Linked DNA regions of Homo sapiens: region 2 is linked to region 1. Evidence: chromatin contacts called from ENCODE Hi-C or POLR2A ChIA-PET data. All regions are on one chromosome and are shown on one strand. The core of a region is the stretch at or near the end of the contact, and the rest is flanking DNA. Distances in the headings are between cores, read along the strand shown. Region 1 has its middle 43 kb from the start of LINC01702. Region 2 has its middle 11 kb from the start of SERBP1.

Evidence for each region. Hi-C counts contacts between places; a loop is a spot of excess contacts on that map. ChIA-PET counts read pairs that join two places held with the same protein, here RNA polymerase II (POLR2A). Pooled maps may share reads with other maps.
Region 2: a loop to region 1 is called in a map of heart right ventricle, with 2.2 times the contacts of the local background. The contact joins two enhancer-like sites. A Hi-C loop is called at or near these places in 14 of 168 maps with a recorded cell type or tissue (Caco-2, HepG2, K562 and 10 more), 7 of 37 single-sample maps with no recorded cell type and 21 of 50 pooled maps. POLR2A ChIA-PET finds 5 or more read pairs at or near these places in 17 of 52 experiments (Caco-2, GM10248, GM12878 and 12 more).

The regions. Positions count from the first base shown.
Region 1 is chr1:67,478,205-67,480,904 of GRCh38, forward strand. No RefSeq gene overlaps it. Among named protein-coding and RNA genes, the nearest start is that of LINC01702, 43 kb to the right of the region's middle. RefSeq lists a silencer at 1,250-1,389. Within about 2 kb of position 1,292, at least 6 of the 41 ENCODE cell types and tissues checked have a DNase peak (open chromatin) inside an H3K27ac peak, as active enhancers do; they include ascending aorta, where a contact is called at or near this core.
Region 2 is chr1:67,440,113-67,442,812 of GRCh38, forward strand. No RefSeq gene overlaps it. Among named protein-coding and RNA genes, the nearest start is that of SERBP1, 11 kb to the left of the region's middle. Within about 2 kb of position 1,304, at least 5 of the 41 ENCODE cell types and tissues checked have a DNase peak (open chromatin) inside an H3K27ac peak, as active enhancers do; they include ascending aorta, where a contact is called at or near this core.

The sequences.
Region 1 (2,700 bases), core at 42-2,541:
TATAGTAAATACATAAACCATTAACATAGTCACTTACTATTAGGTATTACATACTGTACAAATTGTATGTGCTATACTTTTATAGAACTGGCAGCACAATAGGTTTGTTTACACCAATATCACCACAAACACCTGAGTAATGTGTTGCAATATGACATTATGACTGCTACAATGGCACTAGATGAATTTTTCAGCTCCATCCAGCTCTGGAATTTTTCAGTTCCCTTAGAATCTTATGGGATCACTGTCATATATGTGGTTTGTTGTTGACTAAGACATCGTTATGTGGGAAGACTGTAATTCCATGGATATGAAATGTCTAGAGTAGGCAGATCTTTGAGATGGAAGATAGATTAGTGGTTGCCTGGGACTGGGGGTAGGGCAGGATGGGAGTGGAGCGTGGCTGCTAATGGGTGTGAGGTTTCTTTGCAGGGTTACAAAAATGTTCTAAAATTGATCGTGGTGATGGTCACACAATTCTGTGTTTCTACTAAAAACCATTACATTATATACTTTAAATGCATGAATTATATGATATGGGAATTATATCTTAATAAAAGTTGTAAGTATGTTTGTGTAAAGTATATACTAATGGGAGAAATGTTCATAAAGTGTATGCATGATTTGGAATTATGTATTGTACAACTACGATTATACTTATTTAGAAAAGAGATGAAAAGCTCTGACATAAACTCCGACAAGAACCCCACCAAAGTGTTAATGAAGGTTGCTTTTGGGTGGTGAACTAGGGTTGATGTTTTTTTCCTTTGTTGAGCAGGTCTTACTTTTATAAATGTTTTTTAATGAAACAAATGAGGAGACCTATTTCCAAAGCAGTCCTTGGGTGTAATCCTCATTAAATATGGCCAAACAGTAAGCAACTGAAGAGAGTTTCAACTGTCATCCTGCAGAAAACAAAGTCTAATTGAGATAAAAAAATGATGTTTTCCACACTGCCTCTTACCCCCTGTTCCTCCACCACTCAGACCCATAAAAGAAAATGATTCAGAAAGTCCTGAGCAAGTAAAACCTGGAAACCACGTGCTTCCATCTGGTAGCCTCACACCGTGGAGGGGAGGGGCAGTCCACTGCCACCGGGACTCCAACAGTGAGAGTGGAGTGAGGGAGGCCTATGTCCCCACTGGAGCCGTGAGTTATAGCCTGGGCCAGATATAAGGAGAAGTTTTATTTTTTTCCTTGACCACACACCATGTACTTATCTCTACTGAGAAAACCAGCTTTTCCTTCTTACCTCCCAAGAGGAGGAGCCAGTGCTGAGCTCAGGTCCCTGGCTGGGGTTACACCTCCCAGCTGGCCTCTGTCCAGGCCAGCCGGTTGTCCATCTCTATCTTAGAGGAACAGCTTTGACAAAGTCCTTGGCCCTGTTTGGAAATCTTCTTCCCCTTGCTCTTCCAAACAAAATTAATTTGAAGCAGTTGGGTTAATCTGTCGTTTTCCCTCCGAGGAGCATGTGTGCATTTGAGGGGCTGGGGGACGGAGATCTTTTAGAGACAGCCCTGAGGCCACTCTCCTGGGGCCCACATCCCTCCTCAATATTGATCATCTGAAGTGCATTCAGAGGTGCACCCAGGATGGAGAGGGGTTTGGAGCCTGCTCTCTGGGGAAATAGTGAAGGATCTGGGGCTGCTTAGCTTGGAGAAAAAAAAAAAAAAAAAAACGCCGGAAGCTCCTGAGAGTTGTCTCAATGAGCTGTTAACATGGAAAGGTTTATTTTGGAATGTCTCAGAGAAAAACTGGAACCACTATGGAGAAGTTGCAAGGAAGAAAGCTGCCTTAACATCAGAATTTTTTTTTTTTAAGACGGTCTCATTCTGTCACCCAGGCTAGAGTGAGGTGGCTCGATCTCAGCTTACTGCAACCTTCGCCTCCTGGGCTCAAGACATCCTCTCACCTCAGCCTCCTGAGTAGTTGGGACTACAGGCACTCACCACCACACCTGGCTAATTTTTTGTAGAGATGGTTTTGCCATGTTGCCAAGGCTGTTCTTGAACTCCTGGGCTCAAGGGATCCTCCCACCTCAGCTTCTCAAAGTGCTGGCGTGAGCCACCGAGCTTGGCCAGCAAGAAATTTTAATAGCTAGAATTTTCTAACATGCAACAGTCTCCATAGTTGAGGAGGTGAGTTCCATCCCAGGAAGGCCATGTAAGAAGCTTGTGGCAGGCATTAGTAACTCGAGAGTACAAAATATTTTTCAACAATTATGTAGCTCTTATTATGTGCCAGGCATTGTTCTAAGTACTTTTTATATACTACCAATTCCTGGAATACTAACACAACCTTCTGAAACAAATATATTATTATCTCCAGTTTACAGATGAGGAAATATAAGACCCAGTTGGGTTTGCTGGCATGTGCCTGTAATCCCACCTACTTGGGAAGCTGAGGTGGGAGGATCTTGAGTCTAGGAGTTTGAGGCCAGCCTGGGCAACATAGCAGGATTCCATCTCTTACAAAAAAAAAAAAAAAAAAAAAAAAAGGCTCAAAGAGGTTCAGTAAGTGGCTCAGGGCCACACTGTGACTCAAACCCAGGTAGTCTGGCTCCAAAATCCATGCTTTTAACTATTGTAGTAAGGTCATATTTATATTAATACACCAAGACATGATTGTAGGCCCCTCCATGTCAAATTATAGGGCTTTATGCTCTGATTTGGATATGGCGTAGTCATTTCCAGGATTCCT
Region 2 (2,700 bases), core at 54-2,553, 38 kb before region 1:
TACCTCATGCTTATTGAGGATTTACTATGTGCTAGGCAGTGTTTTAAGTGTTTCGTATGGATTAACTCATTTAAAATAATAATACCTATGTGAGGTTAGTGTCATCATTAATCCATGTTACCATGGGATCTGAGGCACAGAAAGGTTAAACAACAAGCTGTATGAACTTGAGCAAGTAATTGGCAAAACCACCATTCAAAGGAAGCAGTCTGGTTCCAGTACCTGCTCTCCTAACATTACGCCCTATTGCCTGTGTGTCTGTAAGTGCTTGTCAAACGAAGAAATGAATAAATAGAATCCTTTCCTACTTTGACAGAAGTAGAAGTTGTGAGACCATTTATGAGAGGAGGAAAGAAGATGTATTAGGAATTGGAATGCACTTCATTTCTCATAGGAGTAATGTCATGGATATTCTTGGCAATGGTTCAAAATGTGAGTTGGCTGATCATTCTCGGAGGTGGCAGAGCCTGGCTTTGATCTGGGGGCTGTATGAACCTGTTTCTATGTGTTGCTATAGAATAAATGCTCTCCCATCAAACCATCACCTTACTTCATAGCCATGGGACCTAGGGCACATTTGTTAGCCTCTATAAGCCTCAGTTTTCTTAACCATTAAATGGGAATATAGTTATTCGGGATCTCTTAGGACTGAGGATTCAATGAGTTAACACATGTACAACACTTAAAACAGGGCAGGGCATGCAGTTAAGTGCTCAAAAAATAAGAAGGAAAAAGTTTTTCCCCTTGGAAAGGGGGACCAGATCCAAATGATCATATCAGTGGTTTATGAATAGCTGCCAGCACCTTTTCCAAATGAGTAGAAGCAAGAAGAGAAAGTATCCAAATTTAAACCACTTCTACTACTTTTCCACAAGTTTGGGAATTTAACATTAGGAAAGACAAGGCCATTGTAAATGTTTGCTAAAAGGAAATGTTGGGGACAACACAAATAAACAATAACTTTAGGGATTCTCCACAGCTCCTGAGAGTGTCTGATCATATATTTATACTTAGAGAACACCTCTCTTTTGAGGAATCTAAGTAACGTTTTAAATTAGACAGAACCTTCCTAGCTCAAGAGCATTCTAAATTCTGTGAACAATTTCAAGAGCCTGTTTTCACCTTTCTCTCAATCATCTTTTTCCCTCCTTTCCCCTCCAGCTACAAACTTTCCCTCACAAACAACTTTTTAAAATGCGCTGGTAAAATCCTTGAGTTCCTTTTTGTTTGAGAAGAAAACGGTTAAGGATGAAAGTAAAAGAAAACAGAGAAATACTCAGTCCCTTGGCTGCCTGCCAGGAAAAATGCCAAATGTCAGAGGCCTTACTGAAAGCTACCCAGACATATGCTGGAGGGACTGGCTCACCACTAGGTAACTCTCCAGGGAAATTTACACCAACAGCCTGAAAATCAGATGGTTTCAGGAACTCTGTCCCAACGAGATCCTACAACCAAAGTTGATGGTAAAATATTAGGGCCTTAAGCGCCTAAATCAGTCACTAAGCAAGAGCCTAGGATTTCAGGTTACGTGCAGAGGATTCAAAAATCTGAAGGCCATATCTCAGGATGGAGAGGCCTGCAGATTTTGGAAAGCCATATCTCAGGATGGAGAAAGCACAGGCCCAGGGGCCAGAGAGACCTCAGTTTGGATCCTGGCCCACTACTTAAACCACCTTGGAAATTTTGTGCGAATGGCTGATTCTCACCAAACTACTATTTCTTCAGCTTTAAAATTAAGAGTAAAACAGTACCCACCTCACAGAGTTGTGGTGAGAATCAAATCAAAAGTTACTAACACATTTAAGTACCCTGCTCAGTATATGTTAGTTACCACTACTAGTTTCACTAACTCTCAACATTTGTAAGTGGAAACCAATGCCTCATCTTATAGCTCCTAGTATGGAGGCTTTTAGACTTTGTTGGTCTGAGTTTATTTTCATTATGTCTATGCTCATAAATCACCCCAGAGAATCTGGGTGTGTTTAATAACTCGACCATGAATTTCCAGGGCAAAAGAAACCTAAAATGAACTGTACTTCCCTTGTACAGTTCTCTTTCCTTCCCTTCACTTGTACTTCCCATGTTTTTTTTGCCCTAGAAATCAAGAATCAAGAACAAGTGGTATACTTATTAATATCATAGCACCTATTATCTTTCAAGCACCTGATACGTTATTCCACTGTTTTTTTTTTTTTTTTGAGACTGAGTTTCGCTCTTGTTGTCCAGGCTGGAGTAAAATGGCACAATCTCGGCTCACTGAAACCTCCACCTCCTGGGTTCAAGGGATTTTCCTGCCTCAGCATCCTGAGTAGCTGGGATTACACGCATGTGCCACCATGCCTGGCTAATTTTTGTGTTTTCAGTAGGGATGGGGTTTCACCACATTGGCCAGGCTGGTCTTGAACTCCTGACCTCAAGTAATCCGTCTGCCTCGGCCTCCCAAAGTGCTGGGATTACAGGCGTGAGACACCGTGTCCAGCCCACTATTCCCACTTAATCATCACAATGGCCCATATGGGAGTATCATTAATCCTACTTTATAAATAAGGAAATGGAGGCTCTCAGAGGCTTACCTACCTAGTAAATGGTAAAACTGAGATTTATCTCTAGGATTGTCAAACTCCAAGCTTTCTTTTGTCTCCCCTATAAGGTCTTAGAGCTGAAATCTTAAAGATTTAGCAGTGTAATCTAGAAAAGCTC